Regions from separate parts of the Mus musculus genome. Here region 1 is linked to region 2. Evidence: chromatin loops called from intact Hi-C (ENCODE). Cell type or tissue: gastrocnemius. All regions are shown on one strand. Links, peaks and the distances in the headings refer to the core of each region. The heading gives the core; the rest is flanking DNA.

Region 1 (11,343 bases), core at 1,467-9,466, 190 kb after region 2:
TGTATGTGGGACAATACAATGGAGACATTTTCTCAGTTAAAGCTCCCTGCTCCCAGATGTGCCCAGCTGGTGACAAGCAAACAAACACTGACCTGGACAATGGGGATGGATAGGAAAACATAACCTAGGATTTCTCATCACATTGTTCAGTTTGGGAGAACCATTTTCTAGGTGGCAATCAGTTCTTATGGTTTATATTCATATGTTTAAGATAACTGCAACACTGATCCTCCACTAAAACTTATGTATTTGTTGTCTCAGGCATAATACTAAGTATTTAATATGCATGTTCTTTCTATATCCTATAAGACCAAACTATGCCCACTTTCTTGGTGATAAAAAGAGCAAAGATATTATATTATTGAGTATGGAGTTGCATGGCTAATGAAAAATGACTTAGCTGACACCATAGCTCATGGAAGTGTATACACACACATGTACACACATACACATACACACACGCATGCACACACACACACACACACACACACACACACACACAGATACACACATACCCATTCTGAGGAATTGAACATAGGGTCTTGCAAGTGCTCTACCCTTGAGCTATATCTTAAGTCCTAAATTTTATATAATTATAATTATATATTTTTTCATTTACTAACCCATTAAAAAATAACCTGTGCTATGTTTGGTAGTAAGAGTACACCAATAAACATTCAGATTGGCTCCTTGTTACAGTGTCTATCGTAGTAACGTCAACCTGATGGCCATGAAATAAACCATTGAACACCTAAGAACTTTAGACAGTGACAGGTGCTAGAAGGAAAGAAAGCACACTGACACATGGAGTGACAGGGAGATAGCAATGGAGGGTGGCCCCTGTGATTAGGGAAGTCAGAGGTCTTCTTAGCCAGGGCTGCTGAAGAACTGTGATAGGAGACCGTATCAAAGTAGTCATTCAGCAGCTGGTCAGGCTCGGTTTTCAAGGATAGCCTACAGAGTTTAGATTTTATCCTAAGGATGTTGAAAACTTCACTGGGTGATTTACATGTTTTGAATTTATTTTCAGTTGGCTTGTACCAAGTATGTGTCTATGGGTTACACAGTATCATTTTAATACATGCATTCAATGTATAATAGCCAGACCAGGGTAATTCACATGTTTAGGATCTTGGACATGATACTTCTTTATGTCTGAAACTTTCAAACTCACTTCTGATAGGTATTTATCCTAATGGACCATAAAAATTTAGAAGTTATTTATTCTACTCGGTTGATTTAGAGCAGAGAGTGATAGGTTTCATGTTTGAAGGAGAATGATCTGCCCAGGGCAGGCATGGAAGTAGGCTGAATTATAGAGGCTAGGCAAGAGGGTAGACACTGAGCAACTGATACGAGAAGGCAGAGTTTGGGTGACATTAGAAAGGAGGGGTGAGGTGTTTTGTTGACCGAGAGGCTGTATACGGAGAGAGGTCAGGAATCCTATCCATCCAGGTCTCAGATCTACTCATAGGAAGGGGCCCTGAGCAAAAGCTGCCTGGGTGGTAGGAAAGCGATCAATGTTGCCTTCAGTTTGGGGCCAACAGGGCCAAGCCCACGTGACCAAGTAGGGCTAGAGTGAAGAGCTGGCGGCTCCAGCACGCAGATGGAAATTCTGCTTACTACCTTCCAAACGGAGGCTCGTGATGCTTTTTATATGTGTTAGTCACACTTTGTTGTGAGCCTCCCAGTGCCTAACCAACAGCACCGTGGATTTCCGGGTTGATCTTGGGTGAACCCTCCCAGTCCGGCATCTCCTGATTCAGCTGCTGTGCTAAGCAGCTTCCCACTCGTGGGTCACTCAGTACTTCCGAAACTGTTTGGAGGAGGAGTTTATCTCTTCATCATAGTAGAAATCTTAAGGTTTCTCACTCTAATAAAAGTGGCTGTGAGCAAGAACATTTAGGTAGGTCTGTCTTACACAATCTTCCTGGTTTCTGATATTTTACTTTATAAAGAAGATGGAAGGGAAATGTGGTCGTCATCAGGGCTGCTGGGAATATTGATCTTCGCACTGCAGAATGCCCATTTTGTGGAGCATACATGCAAAGAATTTTAAGCCTGGGTTAAGTGGTGCCCATCTCAGACATCCTGTAAAATGGTGTTTTTCTCTAGTTTGTAGTTAGAGTCAAGTCTGACATAACCTTCTCTGTATATATTTTTAGATTTATTTATTTTATGTGTATGACTGTTCTGCCTACATGTATGTATGTATGTATAACATGTGCATGCTTGGTGCCTGTGGAGATTGGAAGAGGCCATTAGATCTGGAAACTGGAGTTATAGACAGTTGTGAGGCAGCATGTGGGTGCTCGGAACTGAACCCCGGTCTTTAAAAGAGAGACAAGTGCTCTTAACCTCTGAGTCATCTCTCAAGCCTGGAAATTGACATAACCCTTGCTACTATATTATCTTGCACTGAAAATGGCCTTTAAGTTGTAACATTGTTTTTAGATGGCTTTAGTGATATTTTCTGAGCTCAGTTGTTATCCATGGCTGTTGTATAGGTGTGCAAAAGAGGCAACTCTCTCACTGTTTCCTGTGGACTTACTGATTTCATTGAATATGCCAGTAGAGACCTCATGGTGTTTAGTTACATGATACATGCAATATTCTTTCAAGTTCTTGCTTAACCAGCTTCCTTTGGCTGGAATTCTGAACCATTTTTTTTTGGGGGGGGGTCTGTAGGTTCGCTTTAGTCTCACGTATTATTGTAAATTACAGAGGATGTAGAGAGAAAGAGAGTAGCATGCAGAAGTAAATACTTTACCAAAGTTAATATGTCTAGGAAAAGGGACACTGAGAAACAGTTATTTTTTTAAGTATTTTATTTTACATGTATGAAACATTCTGCATGCATGTATATCTATTTATATCTGTGTACCAGGTCATGACTGGTGCCTGCAGAAGCCAAAAAGGCAGCATCAGATCTTCCGGAAATGAAATTACAGATGGTTGTGAGCCACCATGTGGGTGCTTGTAATTTAACCCAGGTGCTCTGGAAGAACATCCGGGGCTCTTTGGTTGTTGTCATTTGTTTGTTTGTTTGCTTTGAGACAAGTCTCTCTGTGTGGTGTTGAATGTCCTGGAACTTGAGATGTGGACCAGGATGGACTCACAGAGATTCTCCTGCCTCTACTTTTCAGTGGATGGGATGAAAGGTGTGTGCCATTATGCCTGGCCAGCAAGTACCCTTAGCTACCGAGACAACAAGTTACAAATATAACGTTTAAGGTGCTGGAGAGATAGTTGAGCAGTTAAGAGCATGTACTGTTCTTGCAGAGGACCTGAGTTCAGGTCTCAATACTCACCTCCAGCTTCAGAGACTCTGTCACCCTATTCTGACATCCACAGGCATCCACAGTCACAGGTACACACACATATATCCACATACAAACAATATGTGTGAGTGTATGTGTGTGTGTGTGCACACATGTAGTTTTAAAGGCTACTATAGACTAATTATAAATTTAAATATCTCAATAATAGATTTCAATTTAGTAACTGGATAACGATTTTCCTCACTGTCAGGTCTATATTAAGAATGTTGTTGAACAGGAGTGGGGGAACCGGGGCTCTTTTATTATTCTTTCTGTCCCCTATGGGGAGCCTGAGGTAAAGTTGAGGTTTTAGCTCCGTGGTGTCTCACTTGTGGAAGGTCTTTATCAGTCTTCATCCAAACCTTTCAAGTCAGTGGAGGCCCTGCCTTCTCCAGAAGGGCTGATGTCTCTTTGCCTCGCCCTGCTGGAGTCCTGTGATGTTACCTATGTGTGGACAGGTTAACCAGAAAGAAGCAGCTGGCTCCCATATTCTCTGTGAGCTTGACTACCACTTCTCTGTCCCTCGGATGTCATTAACCCTTACGACTTATATAGAAAGGATGTCATTTCAATACACTTAGGCAATGTAGTTAGGGTATGAGAGAGGAGGGAACTGTTCATATTCTAGTTGGTCAGTGAGAGGGAATTTGGCTTCTTGATCGGGTGTGAAGAAAGAAAAGAGCGGAAAGGAAGGAAGGAACACTGTGCGAGGAGAACGTTCCAGAGAACATTCCCACGAGTACTAGGAGTGGTGTGATATTTTTTTTTTCTTTGGAGATAAGGATTCACTCAGAATCCCAGGCTTGCCTTGGGCTGGCAGTGCCCATTCTTCAGCCTTGTGAGTATTGAGTGTTGGATTATAGGCTTGTGCCATCGTGCCTGGGTATGCGTTTGGTTTTTAGGAGTAGATTAATTGGATAAAGGGCCAATCACTCAATGAGAAATTACTCGAGTTAATCTCCTTTCTTGTTGGCACAGCTATTTCTCACCCACACCCGAGTGTCTGGTGTCTTCTGTCCTCACAATACTCTAAAGAGTTGGGTTTTTTTTCCTCCTCCAAAAGACATAGATTTGAATGAAGGAAGCAGGGAAAATAACCTATTGAGTATTTTAGTGGTGCTCACAGTAGTTCTCGAGACATTGAACTCTCCCTAAACAATGGTTTAAAAATGGCTTCAGAGGATCTCTGAGACCCATCTACAGTCAGCCAGAGAGTAGATTTGAGTTTGAACTTGGGATTCCTGACTCCTTTCATCATCTTCTTCTGTGTCCTGCCTACAGTGGAAACACCACTCAAGTTATTTGTTTCGCTTAGCGCATGCCAACACATCAACGGAGACGCCGGCATCCTCCCAAACCCAGCTTTACTCTCTCCCTGGCCTTTCTGCCGTTTCGTTTATCCAGGTCCTCTCTGCTCACTAAACAGTGAGTGTTTGAATAAGGTTTAAAAACACGAAGCTTGTACGTTCTGAGTGCTAGGTCAAACGTCTATCATTTTGTCTTCCTTGTCACCTCCGTCGTGAAGAACCTCGGACCCCGTCTGTCTGCTTTGCGCCCTTCTCAGCCGTCACTCCCACACGCTGTCACTTCTAGCTCTTCTCAAACTCCCTCATCATTCCTGATGCCAGCTTCGCTGGAGATCCCCTGTTACTCCTTCCTCCCACAGTATTGTTAACACACAATGGAGATTTCGCTTAGAAAGGAACAGGCCCTATGTGCAGTCACACTTACTGCTGTGGATTAGCATTTGTTACGCTTACATAAACGACTCTGCTTAGCTCTCAAATCCTTAGCTTCACCCAAAGCTTCCATGCTTCAGTGGATGTGATGATTCACAGTCTCTGCCTTCAGAATTTCCCCAAATTGCTCTATGTCCTTTGACTTCTAAAAATGATTTTTGCCCATTGGCATTTAAAGAGCAGAGTGGGTTCTGGTTTCTTCTATTAGAGCTGTGGTTTGGGCATCTCAGGAGTCAACAGAGGGTCTTCCTGGATATTATCCTCTTCCTATAAGAAAGTTTCTATAGAAATGGGGAGATTTCTTAGCTACCACGTTCAGTGGGGCTGGCAATCTTTCTAGTGTCTAAACTAGATTCAGTATTGCCCGAATGTGATTCCCTAGGTGTTTTCTCTAAAGTAGAGACTAATATGTTCCATGTTCCCCACAATCAGCTCTGACGAGCAACCAAAAGGAGTGAGTGTAAGTCTGAGTGAATAGTTCACTAAATAATTTTAATTTTTTTAAAGGAGGCAAATGTAACAGGGCTTAGTCAGGAGACATGAACTACACACATGATTTGCATTGAATTAATTTAAAACAATTTTTAACTAAGTTGTTGGTTAGGTGATTAAAAAGGTTTAAAGAAACTCCTACGACATCATAAGTTTAGTAAATGCAGAACATGTGCATTTTAAAAGAAAGAAGGAAAAAAGAAAGAAGGAAAAAGAAAACATACAGAGTTAGAGAGGATGTTACCCTGAAGAGTGAAACGCATTTTGGGAAAGGTGTGGCAGGCTTAGCTCGTGTCATGGGCTGAAAAGAGCAGTGGAGTTAGTTCTATAGAGTGGAGAGAACTACAAATGGAACCCAGGTACTGCCAGGGCAAGGATGCGTGCCTGCTGGATCGAGGCAGCGAATCTGAGGTGATAACGCTGGCACCAGCTGACAAAGGAGTAAGCAGAAAACAGTAAAGAGGAAGGGACAGGACCCTACTCTGCAGACGGCGCGGTTTTCCTCTCTTGCCCCCTAGTGGTCAAGTCTAGCACAGCCACTGGCAGAGCAACAAAGAGGTTTACTGAGTACCACTACAGGCATCTCAGAGATTGCCACAGAGGTCAGAATGGAGGAGCTGAGAAATTCAAGACAGTCATCCTTAGATATCCTGAATCTCCACACATCATTGACTTCTAGTTTCTTTTCTCTCTCTAAATTACATCTATCTTCTACCTATCTGTCTGTCTATCTGTCTTAGTCTCTCTCCTCCCCCCCCCCCGCCCCCTCCTATCCTGTTTATGTGTGAGTATGCACTTGTGGAGGTCAGAAGACAACTTTCAGGAGTCGATTCTCTCCTTCCACTGTGTGGCTCCTGGAGCTCAAACACAGGTTGTCAAGCCTGGGTGTCAAGTACATTGTCTGCTGAGCTATCTCACTGGCTCTCTGGCTTTCTTTTTGAGACAGGGTTTCACACTGTAGACCAGGCTGGCCTGAAACTCAAAGCAGTTTTTCTGATTGAGCTTTTGGAGGGCTGAGATGACAGGCCTGACTCTGTTCCTTACGTCATTGCCTCTTCCTAAAGTGGTACTCATGTTTGTATTGTATTGTATTGTATTGTATTGTATTGTATTATTTTGTTTTGTTTTGTTTTACATATGCCTGTCTTGTGCACATGTACATATGTGTGAGTGTATGTGGAGACCAGAGGTTAATGTGGAGTGTCTGCCTTTACCACACTTCATCTTATTTTTTGAGACAAAGATCTCTTACTGAAAGTGAAACTCAAATAGACTGGCTGGCCAGTAAGCCTATCCTATGTCAGCCATATATATATACAACATTATATAATATATAATGATTGTCTAATAATACATTATAGACACGTATATTAGAGCTAAGGGTTCCAGAAACTTATGTTGGAGTTGGGTCTGGTGATGCAGGTTAATAAGCCCAGTGGGCAGTGAATGAAGGAATCTTAGTCTTCAGCTGAAACACGGTGGTCTACGGTCTGTCTCCTCAGTCTGTGGATGTTTAATAGAAATAACCACATTTGACAACTGTGACAATTCCCACGTTTGTGCACAGACCCAAAGAACAAATTTCAGCCAAATGACAAGAAGTAGAAGGCCTTAGTAGGAGCTGCTTGCTGTTCCCTCAGGTATTAGGATAATCAATCCAGAATTTTGACAGTTGAGAGGGCAATCCTTGAAGATGGATACCATTACGAAGGACATGAAACTAGCCAGGATGCTGGTACATTACCCATTTAGCTCACATTTTTTTCCTTCTGAGCAGACCAATTTGGGAGAGTAATAAAATAACTGTATACTATTATCTTAAAGTCATTCAGCTAGTGACCCCAATTGGCTCCGATATCCAAGATGAGTATTTCTAATGGGATGAATTAACCCAGAGTGCAACTGAAAATGCTGTTTGGAAACATCCATCCTCACATCAGGGTATAGCTTGTCTTGACCCAGTGCGATTAAACAGTAGCCTTCCTTTTATTGCCTCAGGACTATACCAGCCCTCCTGCTCTGTCATAATGTACACTGCAGGAACTTAGTCACTGAGACCTTCCACTCGCTCTATCAGTCTGTTAGCTGGATGATATCATGCTGACTACTTCTGATAAGCATGAAGTAGAAAGCAGTAGATCTCTTAGCAAAGAGGCAAATCCTCAAAAAAAATAACCCCAAACAAAAACAAACAAACAAACAAACAAACAAATAAAAAACAAAAACAAAAGAAAAAGAAAGAAAGAAAGAGAGAAAGAAAGAAAGAAAGAAAGAAAGAAAGAAAGAAAGAAAGGAAGGAAGGAAGGAAGGAAGGAAGGAAGGAAGAAAACCATTATTTCAGTGGAGTTTCTTAGAGTTCAGTTGTACAGAGCATGCTGAGATCTCTAACACTGGAGACAAATTGCTCTACTTGGAACTAACTTTAACTGGAAAAATACCCAACTCTTTATGAGATATTATGAAGTCAATGTCTACTATATTTGAGTGTGATAGTCTTACCTGTTTAATGAAAACTCAAAATGCTACTGGAGCCTAGGCGATCAAGAGCAGTGGGAGGCATTATAGTAAACTTCCATTTGCAATGCCGGTTGTTATTTTATTTAAACTTTACAAAGCAGCAGATTCAGCAGTGTCAGGGATGCACTGAGCAACACGACCACTGCGTGGAGCCTCTGGTGCAGCAGCAGGAGGGTTGAGAGTGGGCCTGTGGGGCTCAGTGAAAATGCACACCTTCCTCAAAAACTACATTCTTGCTGATAAACTTTTGGAATGTTTGCGAGCAAAACCTTTTTGAAGGCAACAAATAGCAGCACTTATAATGAAATCAGTGATATCTGGTCACTTAGCTGTAAGGTCAGGTACACACAGAAGTGATGCACGGCAATGGAAAGGGGATATGAGACTGCCCAAATGGTACAAGTTAAGTTAAGTGAGCAATGACCTGGACTTTTGATACATCATTGCCCCCTCTCTTTCAGTCCAGGTTCAGCCACATGGACTTTAAGTAAAAATTGTGGTATGATTCTATTTCATTTCCTATCAACAAGAAATTTAACACAAAGTACAAGTTTAGGGATTCTGTTAAAGTAGCCACAAAATAGGATTGTTGCTTCTTTTTTTTTTTTTTCCTTTTTCTGGAATCACTCTTGATACCAACTTTTGTGTTAGCAAATACCTAATAAGGAGGGGAAGAAGTGCCAGTTTACCCTTGACCTTGATAATTTAATATAAGCCATTATTGGTTAGCTATAGGAGGTAGCTTAGTAGTTAGAAAAGAAGACAGAAGAATAGTTTCTTATAGAAGAAGCAGCTATGGGAAGGGAAGAGTCAGAGAGCAATAAAATATACAAATCAAGGGGAATGTCCTGAAGGGATGCACTCATTGTGCATCTTCTTGATGTTTTCTAATGTCCTGAACTTGAAGGATGGCTCCAGTGGACCGGGAGCTCCAGGATGGGTGATGGGTGGCTTGAACAAAGTCTGTCATGGAAGCAGTGATGTGGTTTGCATAGTACCACCACCCAGCCTCCCCAAACAGAGCATGGAAGGGGAGTGGCCAAGCTATAAGACGAGAGCCTATGTACCAGCATCTAGGAACTTCTACCAAAACTCGTGATTCCTAAAGTAAAAATGTTTTCAATAAATAAATAAATAAATTAGGAATTTTATTCAGTTTACTATTTGCATTGTTAATTTATGTGTGTGTGGGGGGGGGTGGTTTGGGGACGCACATGCTGTGACACACATGTATAAGTCAGAGTGTGTGGGGTAGCTGCTCTACTTGTACCTTTTTATGGGGTCCAGAGATTAAACTCAAGTTGGTGGGCAGCAAGCTCCATCACCAGCTGAACCATCTTGCTGGCCCAGGCTTGTGAACCTTGACACACACTCTCCATCCAATTCTTTAGTTTCCTTTTAATGGAGTTTGGAGTTAGATAGAGGTGGATTCAGAAAGCAAGACATTTTACCTTTTTTAGATCTACTTATTCACATATGAGCCAGGGCACACATGTCTATTTTGTAGGATGATACAAGGGTTACACAAAATAAGCCTAGCATGAAGTATCAATGCTAAGTACAAGGCCGGGCTGTTTCCATCTTTTCCTTCCCTGGGTATCTTTCTCAAGACTCTTTATTAACTCTGCCTCTCATCCCCTTTTCCTTTTTGCTCAGATAAACTATTTTGTTCTTTTTTTCATCTTGTGATTCTCTCCCCATCCTTTATTTAATACCTCGTTTTCCGTCCATTGGTTGGGATGAGAAACATCAACCTTCCAATGGCAATATTCCTCCTTTGAAGGAACATTCCCACTTCTGCTTTGGGATTTTAAATGTGTGTTCTTTTGTCATTACTTGACTGTTTATGGCCAGTAGATACTGTATGTAGGAAACTGCCATTTTTGAGAGTTGTTTACAGCCATCTGTACCATGTAACAGGAATATTCTAGACTTTCATGTTTGGAAATCCAAGAAGCATGGACAGGATGGAGGAATACTCACTCTCCTCATGGTAGGGTAGCTGCTAGCATTTGTACAGACTCATCTACATAAGGACTAGGGCTCTGACATTTCACGAGACTTCGTTCTAAGTATTAGGCGCATGTTTCAAATAAGGAGAGTTGGCCGAGGTGGTGAGGAACACCTCAGGCACAGAACCATGCATGCTCCATTTATCTTAAACAAAACAAAACAAAACAAAACAAAACAAAACAAAACAACCCCAAAGCACTCACAAAACTTAACCTACCACTTTGTAGGTTTCATTAGACAGCCCCCTGATTCTCTGTTTCTTTAACTTACTTTCTTTAGTCTTCCAGTGTTGGATCACAGATGACTCCACAGCATAGTATGCAGAACATTTAACTATTAATTGCTTCCATGTCTTTGGAAGAATGACGTATAGTTGAATTATTTAGCACGTAACCTTTCCAGATTGGCTTATTTCATTTATTTTATTATAGGCCAGATAGTATTTCATTGCATAGATGTCCCAGAGTTTGTTTATCCCATTCACCTACAGAATCAACATTAGTGCTCAGAGTAGATATCAGGTTTTGTCTCATTTTGGGTATATATACAGGAGCACAATTTATGGATCCATTGGTAACAATATGTTGAGTTTTGTAATAAGGTACCAGACTTCCAAGGGCTTATGGCATCCTGCATCCCCATCAGCAACGGTGAGCTTTTCTCTTGCTCTACATCCTCATCAGCATTTAGTTGCATTGTTGCTTTGGATTTAGTTATTCTAAAAGGTGCGTAGGTACTTTGTCATCTTTTTTTTTCCACTGGGAAGCGATTTCAAAGCTCTCTGTATGGACTCTCCTCTTTGTGCAGCCTCTCCGGCTGATGCCACCCCACCCAGACTGTGTTAGTCCCATGTTGAAGCAATTTCTTACGTTTTCATGTCCTGTTGCTCACTCTCTGCCTTCTTTTCAGTCAACAAACCCAATATGCTATTTCCATGGTGGAGACCATCTAGATCATTTCTGAGAGCTCTTGAGGCTTTATTTTCTTGTGGTTCCTTTGTTCAGCCAGCTCCTGGGTGACCTTTGTCTTCTTCTAAATTTACATGCAGAGGAAACCCAGACCCTTTAATGCTTTTCATGGAAAGTCTCAAAGATTATCTGAGTTTGTTGGTTTAATGAGGAAGAGATCAGATAGCAAGATCCACAAGCTCCCGATGACATAATACTCTCTTTTTTTCTCTATTTCTAGACAAAAAATTTCTTCCAGTCTCAGTTGTTATTATTTCACACCATTCTGGTGGGATTCTGGTGCTTTGTGGCCTG
Region 2 (11,343 bases), core at 999-8,998:
CAGAGTTGGCCTCCTCCAGAGCTTTTACGTTATCCAGGTAAGAGGCCAAGCGGTTGTTAAGATTCTGCATGGTGACCTTCTCGTTTCCAGAGAGGAGACCCCCTTCACTTCCGATGAAGCAAACACCAGAGACATTTCCCAGGGCACCAGTGGCATGGCTCCCACCAGGAGCACTGCCCAGTGTCCCTCCCAAAGCCCAAGAAAATCCACTACCAGCAACCGAACCGCCAGCCACGCTGCTCCCAGCAAAGCCTGCGCCTCCGCTGGGCGGCCTGAGGGATCCGGACTGTATGCCAACGTGCCTGGATCCGCCAGAAAACCGGAGAGACATGGTGCCAAGCCAAACGTTCCGCTGGTCCGTGGGCAGCTGTAATTTCAAAGGCGTACAGAACCTCACCTGCTTGTGGGTTCTTTGAGCTTTTATACACGGTTGTGGGGGCTGTCTCGAGTTGAGTGGTGTCTGCTGGGAGAGAAATGGCATCATTTAGATTAGCATGAAATGATGCATAATTGGGCGATTTAAAAAATAATTAATGCCTAGCACCCCCCCTCATCGCTTCAGGATATTTGTTATCGTACATAAAGTCGGGTCTAGTTCTATATTAAGTTCATTATTTTGACTTTTAATTTTGAATGAGTAATCCTTTTCTTTCATCTAGAGACCCTATGAACACACTGTCATTATCTGGTCCAGGGGCTAATCCAGTGTCAATGGCTAAGTGAGACAGAGACGGGCCCTGTCTGCCTGGCTTACTATACTCTCGGATGAAGGACTATTAGCTACAGAAACAGGTACTTTATCCCATGAGAACAAAAACCGTGTCATTTAAATAACTATATCCTTGGTAATATCTCCTTCTTTCTGTAGCTGTAACACATATGTGTTGGCTAGTGACACAGTCTGTGGCTACCCTGTCTAGTGTGCTATGGACTCAGAGCTCAAGAAATGTAGGCGTGTAGACGCGAAAAGACATTGTAACAGTCTTTAGGGAATCGTTAGTTCCAGACAGGGGTTGGATCCTGTTCAGTTCTGTGTGCTAGACCAAGGAATTTGGAATGAATCTTAAGTAGAAAGTGAAGGAAAATATCAAGTTGATTCTAAGAGTTAGAGAAGTGGTCTACTCTCAGGGAGGAATGCTCTACTTGATGACCCAAAGCCAAGTGGCCAGCCCTGAAATGATGCACACGCAAATCACACTGAACAGACACAGTGGGTGGTACTTTATATATGCATGCGTGTGCAAGAACAATTAAAGACGAGGAGGCCAGGAACTTAATAGGGAGTAGGAGTGAGGATGTGGGGGCGTGGGGGGAGTTGGGGGAAAGAATTGAATGGAGGGAAACAATGTAAGTATATTTTAATAAAGTTGTAGCAAAAGAATCAAGTTGAAATGAATTGATAAGGCAAACTAAGGCAAACTAGGAAGCAGACACTATTGCATATGCCAGCAAGATTTTGCTGAAAGGACCCTGATATAGCTGTCTCTTGTGAGGCTATGCCAGTGCCTGGCAAACACAAAAGTGGATGCTCACAGTTAGCTATTGGATGGAGCACAGGGCCCCCAATGGAGGAGCTAGAGAAAGTATCCAAGGAGCAGAAGGGTTCTGTAGCCCTATAGGTGGAACAACAATACGTACTAACCAGTACCACCAGAGCTCATGTCTCTAGCTGCATATGTAGCAGAAGATGGCCTAGTTGGCCATCATTGGGAAGAGAAGCCCCTTGGTCTTGCAAACCTTATATGCCCCAGTACAGGGGAACGCCAGGGCCGAGAAGTGGGAGTGGGTGGGTAGGGGAGCAGGGCAGGGGGAGGGTATAGGGGACTTTTGGGATAGCATTTGAAATGTAAATGAAGAAAATATCTAATAAAAAATTGAAAAAAAAATAAGAATGGTCCAGATGGCAAAGATGAAGATGGTAACGTATGGAAGACGATGGAGAGGAAGTGGTTATTGATTGATATTTGAGAGTAAAGGAAGGCTTTGTTTTGTTTTGTTTTGATAGGATCTTACTATTGACCAAGCCTGGAATTTGCTATGTAGCTCAGGCTAGCCAAATACTGCAATAACAAGTATACAGTGGCTAGGACTGGGGCTGGCCCTCATAACTGATTTCATATGCTGGGAATTCATAATGTTGACTGAGATGGGATTAAGGTGGGAACACTAAACTTAATTTTGGACTAACTGAATTTGAGAGGTTGCTGGGATATCCCAGATAAAGATGGCGGCTAATAGGGAGAGTCAATGTTTAGAGTAAGCTCATTGCTCTGGGCAAATGGCTGGCCAGAAAGGTGTAAAGGGATCGGTACTCAGAATTGAGGGCATGGTTCTCATTTCAGTTGATGCTCAGTTATGTATTTGAAAGTAATACTGTGCTAGGATAGACAGAATGATGTAGGTTTGGAGGATCTGAAGGTAGAGCCAGAAGGAAAGACTGCCAAAGAAATTCCTGGTGCTCTAGAGAAAATGACCGGGGTGACTGACTACATAATTATATAGAAGGAAGGATCGAAATCAGAGACACAGATAAGCTGATGAAAGAGTTTGAGTCATTGGATGTCTTTATGTCACAGAGGAGGCAAGAGTGAACGTGGCTGGTGTAAAGTTGTCGGGAGGTTGGTTCAATGTCAGTCCATTTCTGTTGCTTTAACAAGACACCTGAGACCTATCTAACTGACAGTCTTGGAAGCTGAGAGTCCGAGATTAGGCAGTACCATCTTTTCAGCTTCCGGTGGGCAAGGGAAAAGCTGCTGGAGAAGAAACAAGTCCTCGGGGCTGGCCTTGCTTTACCACAGCCCTTCCTCAAGAGCTGACTGGGCCCCACAAGCAAAACGGTGTTAATCCTTTTGGAGGCAGATTCCCTAATGAACATCGAGCCAATTGCCTTCCACTGTGTCTAACCTCTGAAAGGTTCCACTCCTTCAAAACCATCACACTGAAGACCAAGTGTCCAGCACAGAAGCCTTTAGAAGACTTACACAAACCACATTCAAACTTAGCACTTGGAGACTGGAGACCAATGTACAGAATTTTAAAATAGGTAGATGTTGTTCAAGCCCGGAGTCCAGACTCAGGGACTGAATTCAACAGTTATGGAATATGGACCGAGGAACAAGTGGAGCACGACGGTAAGTGGACATGAAGTATATCATGATGTCTGGAGGTGAGAGAGAGTGGACCACCAGCCAGCTGCTGACATCCTTTGATGATGGGCTGGCAAGAGTGTTATTTTCTGTAAAGAGTTTTAGCATAACACAAAACCAAATCAAAGAGACCCTACATCAAACAAGGTTGAAGGTGAAGATTAACGCTGGAAGCTGTCTTCTGACCTCTACATGGAGGGCATAACATTACACAAACACAGAAACAGAGACACAGACACATGCACACAATATACATATATACACACACAAATAAATTAAAAAAGAAGTAAGTGTCACAAAGCTGAGCGTAGCATTGGGGTGGAGGGAAGACAGGTTTGTTTGTATTATCCGTCTTGAAGTCCAGAGACGGGATGTGTGGAGTGGGAGTGGAAGGAAAGATTCAGGGTGACGCCAGAGGAGGGAGAGGAGACTGAAGTTGAAAATTGGTGGGAGAGGGTGCACAGGTAAGGAGAGAGACCAGGATGCGGCTGGGGACTAATGAGAGGCTTCTGACAGATGTCACTGCTAGGACATCTCAGAGGAAAGACACATGGGATGGTTAATGCTGTAAGGCAGATTCTCCACTAAATCTCTCTCTCCTTCCCTTCCTTCCTTCTTTCTTTAATCAGAGGTTTTTCAGAAAAATTTCAAATGAACTGTCAAAATGTATTTAAAAGTTTCCATCTCGTTGGTCTTAACATAGTAACTAGAGAGTGGAACGATTCAATACTGTTACCATTGATGGTGGTGCTGGGGTATGTGTGTGCCTGTGTGTGTGTGTGTGTGTGTACTGGGGAAGTGAAGCTGAAAGTGACGGAACCTTCACTGAGGCGGTGACCCAGAGGGTGGGGTGAGGATGGTAGAAAGGCGTGGTAGGGGGACTTTGGAACGACTGGCTTCAGGTTCACATGGGGACGATGGTATGGACTTGGTGTTATCTCTAGGATACTGACTCTTCTGATTGGTGTTACCAGGACATGAGTTAGCACAAGGCTGGCCAGCCGGCACTGTGGCCAGCACTGGTATGGTCTTTAAATGCATGACCTAGGCAAAGCTGCAGGGCAGTTATTTACAGTTATGAAGAGCCCCAGATATCTCTTAATTCAGTTCCTCATTAGCAGGTTCAACACGTAAGATCCAGACATGGATTACCAGGCACATACTGGGTGTCAACTTGTTTGTTCAAAGTGACTTGAGACTCTCATACTTTGAGATTCACTTATTCTTTGAGATGTTCATAGATGAATGCAATGCATTTCTATCACATCCATGCCTTCCCTGACTCCTCCCCTCCCTGGCTCCTCCCCTCCCCTCCCCCTCCCCTCCTTGACTCCTCCCAGACCTAACATCCATGCATCCCCTTCCCAACTTCATGTCTTTCTATTTTCCTAAACCCGGCGTGTCTGAGTTATTAGTGCCCGTATCACGGATGTGGTGCCATCAGCTAGAGAGTAGGCAGCCTAGCAGGAGGCCACACCCTTGAAGAAAAATGCCTGGAGAAGACTATTTTATTTATGAATAATTACTCGGTGATGCGTGCTGATTTGCATACCTACTTTACATATTGGGTATCCACCGTCTAAATTATTTATGCATTGTAAAACCATTCTTCTGATTGCACTGTCGAAATTGATACACTGAAGTAGCACATTAGCATGTATTAATAATTCAAAGTACCCGCAGTGCTTGATTATTACATAAATGGCTACTACTGCTATTGCTGCTAATTGTTTCTTATAATAATTATAATTATAATTAAGTAATAAGCAGACAACTAATTTGTTGTATATGCTTCACATGTATATAAAATATTTCTAAGAGAACATTTTTGTGTCAAAATAGAGAAAACAACACTGCATTTGTGCAAGTAGATTTGAAGTGTCCCTATCATAAAAGGTATGTGATATGTCAGTTTAATTTAGTCATTTCACAAATATACATATTTCAAGACAATACATTATATGAAATATATAATTTGTGAACATTATTTCCCAGTTAATAATATAATGGTATCCACACAATAAAAACTCCTCCTAAGAAGCACATGTTTAAATAAATACGTTCTTTGACCATCAGTTGGTGGCTATACTTGCCCCTGCCCGCTATTTCCACCAGGGGGCAGTGCTGGCCTTCAAATGGATGTCGCTGGTCTTGGCCCTTAACTGGAAGTGATTAATGTAAGCGTTGTATTGATAGTGTGACATACAGATCCCAAAGGAGCTTCTTGTGCATCATCTTGGATGAATCGCAACAAACCTGGAAATAAGGAAAAAGGAGAGGTTTTCTTTTGTGTAGGCTAACTTTTCCTTTTTTTTCCTACTTGATCCAAACTAGTGCTACCTGGGAAGAAGGATCCTAGACTGAGAGAATACCTCCATCAGATTAGCCTCTAGGCAAGTCTGTGGGGGGCGGTTTTATTTTTATTTATTTATTTATTTATTTATTTATTTATTTATTTATTCTTGTGATTGACGTGAGAGCGCCCAGCCCACTTTGGGTGGCTCCACCCCTAGGCAGGTGGTCCCAGGAGGTATAAGAAATAGTTGAACCTGAGCTTGTGACCAATCCAGCAAGCAGCGGTTCCTCCATGGTCTGGCTTGAGTTCCTGCCTCCGGGTTCCTGCCCTGCTTGAATTCCCACCTTGTTCTCTTCATTGATGGACTGTGATCAGGAGGTATAACACGAAATAAACTCTTTCCTCCCTCAAATTGTTTTTGGTCACAGTGTTTATATTGCAGTGAGCCTGGATTCCCAGCACCCACATAGCAGTTCCAGTGTAAGAGTCGTCCTGTTTTGACCTTCAGAGGACTGCATGAGTGGCATGCTCAGACACATGGAGGCAAAACACCCATACACATAAAATTAAATAAGCCTTAAAATAAAGAGATATTTAACGAACACTTACGTACCAGCCTCTATGTTAGCAGCAGGTAACACAGAAAGAAAAACAGATACATTCTTAACTTTTATGGAGTGTGTGTGTGTGTGTGTGTATAGAGTTGGTCCTAATAACCATAAAATAGAAATTGTGTTAGATCTTAGGGAAAGGAACATATGCAACTACTAAAGAAGACCTAGTATAGGCTGGGGTAACCTTTTAAAGAAATAACATTAAGTACATAGAAGAAACATGAAAAAATATTTTTAGGCTGGGACGTGGGTGGGGCAGTCTTAGAGGGGAAGAGAATATAACTATGAGTAAAAAGTTTATAGTTAACCCTAGGAGCTGTTAGTTTATTTTATATTAATATAGTACGTTACCATAAACTTAATCCTTTATAATGAAAGGGATATTTTTAGCTAACAGCTCTAGAGGTTCAAGAACAAAGCATTGTCGTCAGCTTCTGCAAGAAGCTCGTGCTGGCGGTGTGGTGGAGGGAGTGCTGAGAAGGAGGGGGGTGATCCACGGTGAGATAAAAAGCCAGATCACAGACAGAGGGCTCAGGAGCACTCTGACACAACAGCACTTCCAGAGGATTAACCCAGATCTCATGAGAACTCCCTCAGTTCCTTCCAAGGGTGGTGCTCACAATGACCTAATCAACACCCAGGAGGAGTCAACTCTTAAAAATCCCTGTAATGAGAGTTTTGGTTTCTTTGGGAAAACAAAACAAAACAAAACAACCAAGTGTTATAAGAATATGTTTCGTTTTAATCCCAGGTGTGGGATATGGGAATGCTTTGGATCGTCCACAACAGCTGACTATGATTTGCCTCGTGCTCTGGCAAGGGCATGGTTTTGCCCGCTGTGCACGTGTAACATTCGGTGTTCCAGGAGCTCTTCAGAGGGTATATACATGCTAGGTCCCTGAGAGGCAGGGTTACTGTTGTTGGGTTGTTGGTTGGTTGCTGTTAGCTGAGGTTTGTTAAGTAGTCGTGTGCAAAGAAGAAACAACAAGAAGTTAGATATCCTGATGGCGAATATCAAACGTGTCCCGAGAACCTCAATGTCTCTTATCATCGGAAAGTAGTCTAACCATAATGTCACCCCCTTCTCCTCTATTCTTTTCTCTCTCCTATCTAGTGTTAGGGGGTTGTAAGGGTGGAAGAAAAGGGATGAGGAAGGGTAGAAGATAAAGAAGCCACAAGGTAGCCAAGAGTCGGGCTACAGGTCCCACTACTTCTGAGCATAGCCATCCTAGTGACCAAATTCCACATGAAACTTTGGAGGAACACAGTCAAAGCACAACCAAACCATAGCAGGAAGGAATAGTGGGGTGCCTTCAAGGAACTGGAGGAGGTGTGGATGTTAGTGTGCCAGGAGGCGGCTGATCAAAAGGTGTATTGGGCGAGAGGAGGGACTTTAGATTCTTAGCATTAAAGGTAACTTGTGAAATATAAGCAGTTCTTGTTATGTTTTGTTATCATTTTGTAATTTTTCTAGCTGGAGTGTAGGGGATGACTGGTGATGGAATAAAAATCAGTAGAGAAATCACTAGAAAGCCAGCCACAGTAATCTGGTGATGATAAGGTGACCTGAGTCAGGGCAGAGCTAGATAGATGGCCTTTCGATAATTTTGAAGATGGTCTAAACAGGACCTGGCAGTGACTAGCTGAGGTATGGGTAGGAGTGAAGTGAATGGAAGAGAGAGGAACCAAGAATTATTCTTGTAGTAGTAAAAATAAAGGTCCCTCATAGAAGTCTATGCTCCAGGAACTGTGACTATATTCCCTTACACAACAAAATGGGCTTTATGGAAATGTTTAAATCAAGGATAAGCAATCATGATTCTGAGGAAGTTTTCTTAGAGCAGTAGCAGTGGAGAGCTTGGGTGCTGCCACACTGTGCCATTGCAAATATGTCCTTGGCTGTCCTAGAATCCACATTCTTTCTAATTAGCCACTTTCTGCCATCCTCCAGGATTAAGTCCAGGCTCATATTTTCCAGTGACTGGTCCCTAACACATCCTGATTTGAATGCCTTAGTGTCTCATCCCTGATCTTTAGTCTATGATGGACACATCTGTGCCATGTATTATTTTTACTCACTTTCAATACTTAGCATGTGTGTGACATCCTTTGCACAACTGTGCTTGTTGAATGAATGGATGCATGTTAGCCACTGAGTTACATTCTTGAGCACTCTCCTCTTGATAGGTGTTACATCTAGAAGAAACTCAGGACAAATGGCTGAGGTGCCTATTAACCTAGCAAAGTAGATGCTCTCAGCATCCGAAGTATCCGTTCCAGAGTCCTGGCTCATTTCAGCACTTCTCACCCCAGCCCTGTAGCCTAAACCCCTCCAGACCCTGAGCTTCTCATTTCTCAGCTTCTTTCCTATACAACACAACTGTCTGAGAAAGGATGAAGCTGACAATACACGTACTGTCTCTTGGTCCTTTCTTGGCCTCTTTATCCATGTGTTCCTTTGGTTCTTCTCCCTCTCCTGGTCCCATCTCTTGCCCTTCTCTCTTCTCTCCCTCTCATTCCTTCTCTCACCTCTTACGGTCCTGTCTATTCTGCTGGCCATGTTCAGTCTGAACTTTTCCAGACGCCTCTTGGGATGTTCTCTCTCTCTCATACCTACAGTACAAACCTTCTCCTCAACCATACATAGGAGTGGCCATGGCCTCCCTTTCATTCCTCAGGATCCTGGGATTAGTTGTTGTAGACTTTGTAGTTAGTACTCAAATGTATAACAAATCCTTGACGTGTATTGTCAGCTTCATCCTTTTTCAGACAGTTGTTTCTGCTGTCATTGTCCTCCATCTTCTTCACGCTTGGAGAGTTTATGCACTACCACTTAGAACATTTATCTCCTCAAAGGAGCTCTTCATTTCACCCCTTACCTTCTCTACCAATGCCAGAAGAACAGGGAGACATATGGCTCCAGGGTTTTGATTGTTTGGCATTTAGATGGCCTTCCCCCACATTCACACTTAGAAGCATCCTCACTCGTTACAGTTTAGTCCCTCAAACTTCTACAGCTGTCTGCCAGGACGGGTTGCTATTCCTGGAGGTTAAGGGAAGATGCCTGAGTGCAGAGAGCTCATGAAGCTTGTAGCACATGGAAGGCCCTGGGGGTCACCAATACTCTTTACCTTTTTGGCTCAATGGGATCATCTCCAGTTTGTTTACAAAGTGTTTAAAACAATCATATATTAATTGCACAGGAGAGTTAGTCTCATGTGCATTGTTGTACAGGGACAGTAAATATTCTCTTTTTAATTCTTAGTCCCCAGAGTTTCTGGGTTCACCTTGGAGGTTAGCTTATATGGCTATGACTCACTAATTTTGTTGCTCAACCAGTACCTATTGAGCATTAACAATTTGTGCTGAAAAAAACCATGTTAGGGTGGGGCTTACAACAATAGGTAAGGCAGACCCTGTCATCTCACTAGTATTATAATCTAGTTTAGACTGCACTGGGGTATGGTTTAGTATCCCAAATGTCTCTCAAAGTACATGGGTTGACAAGTCTCAACACATGTAGATTGAGAAAGTCTTTTTTTTTTTAAATTTAATTCTTGATTTTAAAAAAGAGCCTGGTTTTCAATGTTTGTGGAGGGGCACTGTCTCCTAGGGCACACAGAAAGTGTTATATGTTAGGGTGTGGATTATTTAGTATCATCCCACTGAAATGGCAAGGGATTGGGGCTCAGATCTTGAAAAGCACTAGCGTTCAAGTCAAGAAGGATGTTGACGCTGCTAGTCAATGGACACGGGCAACCCCAAAGCACATTAGGGCTTTCCCTCTTTACTGTACCCCAAGTAGAGCACTAAGTCGTGTCAGCTGATGTCTTAGAGTTACTTTTGCTGTACTGAAACACCTGGACAAAAGCAACGTGGGTAGGAAAGGGTTTGTTTGACTTGTGCTTCCTCATCACTGTTCATCACTGAAGGAAGACAGGGCAGGCACTTGGAGGCCGGAGCTGATATAGAGGCCATGAGAGGGTGTTGCTTATTGACTCTATCCTTGGCTTGCTCAGCTCACTTTCTTGTAGAACTCAGAACCACGATGGGCTGGGCCCTTTCCCATTAGTCACTAATGAAGACAATGCCTACAGGCTTGCCTATAGTCCTAGGGAGGCATTTTCTCAACTGAGGCTCCCTCCTCCCAGATGACTCTACCTTGTGTCAAAAAACTAGCCAGCACAGTTGGGGTCTGGTAGGGAGATATAATTAAGTGTATACAGATAGAACAAGGTCTTTATATGTATTGATTACATATAAGTGTTGGGGGGGGGCAGGAAATTTAGAGGTGTCTGTTTGGACACACTGCTGTCATCTGGCAGACACAAAATAATTTTATTGGGTATATAACAATTTTGAGAATTTCTGTTGGGCTGGTTGACTTTTGTCGAAGCTCGGTGGGAAGATGTATCATAAGTAGTATTTAAGAAGCAATATCATAATTGGAAGAAAATAGAAAATGTGAGAAATAAAGAGAATGTGAAACTTCTTTTTATATTGGGAATCTTATTTGAGATGATTTCAAAATTTCCAAGATTGAAACAAGTTACGGCCAGAGAGCTGGGAGTTCTCTACTCATTGTGTATCTTTAGGAAATGTAAGTTTCGGGCAATTATGGACTTCTTCACCCAGAGTACTCATACTGGTCCAAGCACACCCACCCAACTAAATAATAATTCTGACAGATTTTTATAGTTTGCATCAGTAAGAAAGTTTATTGAAATTTATTAGTAAATGAGAAATTAATAAGTAAGTGAGAAAGTTTTCTTCTTTTTTCTCCACAAAAGAACACTTTCTGATAGATGAAAAGAAGAAATACAGAAACCACAAAACACCTTTTAGACCTTAATTTCAAGGAGTGAACCTATTTCCACAGACCATTAAGACAAAAGTGTTTCTTGGACATTTATGTTTTCCACACGTCTGTCCAGTGGCCCGTATGAAGAGACTCTTCTATGCAGCTTAATAGAAGTGTTTCTTGGTTTCTGATTCAATCATAGACGAAAGGACTCTACCCTCAGGTGTCACCTCCTCAATAATCGTCCTGATCACTTTGGTTTTGTTAGTATCTGTGAATAATAAAAAATAAATTAGAATTTAGGTGAAAAGATTTGTAGGAATCCTAACTACTAACAAGCTATTACAAAAGGAAGATTATAACCTTTCCAAGTTCTGGAAAAAAAATATCTAAGCTGTATATGACATTTTCAAATACTGATGTCTATAGGGTTATTAAAAACACAAATGAAAACCTAACTCGAGATTTTCATTGTTTTAAAAATCA

Evidence for each region. Peaks named below come from ENCODE experiments on the same cell type or tissue, not always from the same donor. Only the 100,000 strongest peaks of a DNase experiment are listed, where the experiment ranks them.
Region 1: a loop joins it to region 2, with 2.3 times the contacts of the local background. A loop is called at or near these places in 9 of 42 quality-filtered maps.

Annotation. Positions count from the first base shown.
Region 1 is chr11:99,568,253-99,579,595 of GRCm38, forward strand. No RefSeq gene overlaps it. Among named protein-coding and RNA genes, the nearest start is that of Krtap1-5, 7.1 kb to the right of the region's middle. In gastrocnemius, for the core only: a CTCF peak has its summit at 6,081 (motif pointing left); a DNase peak (open chromatin) is centred at 6,065; H3K4me3 peaks cover 180 bases.
Region 2 is chr11:99,374,509-99,385,851 of GRCm38, forward strand. It overlaps Krt28 (keratin 28), which reads right to left and starts at 395. Exons shown (of 8, transcript NM_027574.1): 1 at 1-395. The coding sequence starts at 331. Krt10 (keratin 10) reads right to left here. Exons shown (of 8, transcript NM_010660.2): 8 at 10,746-11,128. The coding sequence ends at 11,122. In gastrocnemius, for the core only: no CTCF peak of the experiment used is centred there; a DNase peak (open chromatin) is centred at 5,263.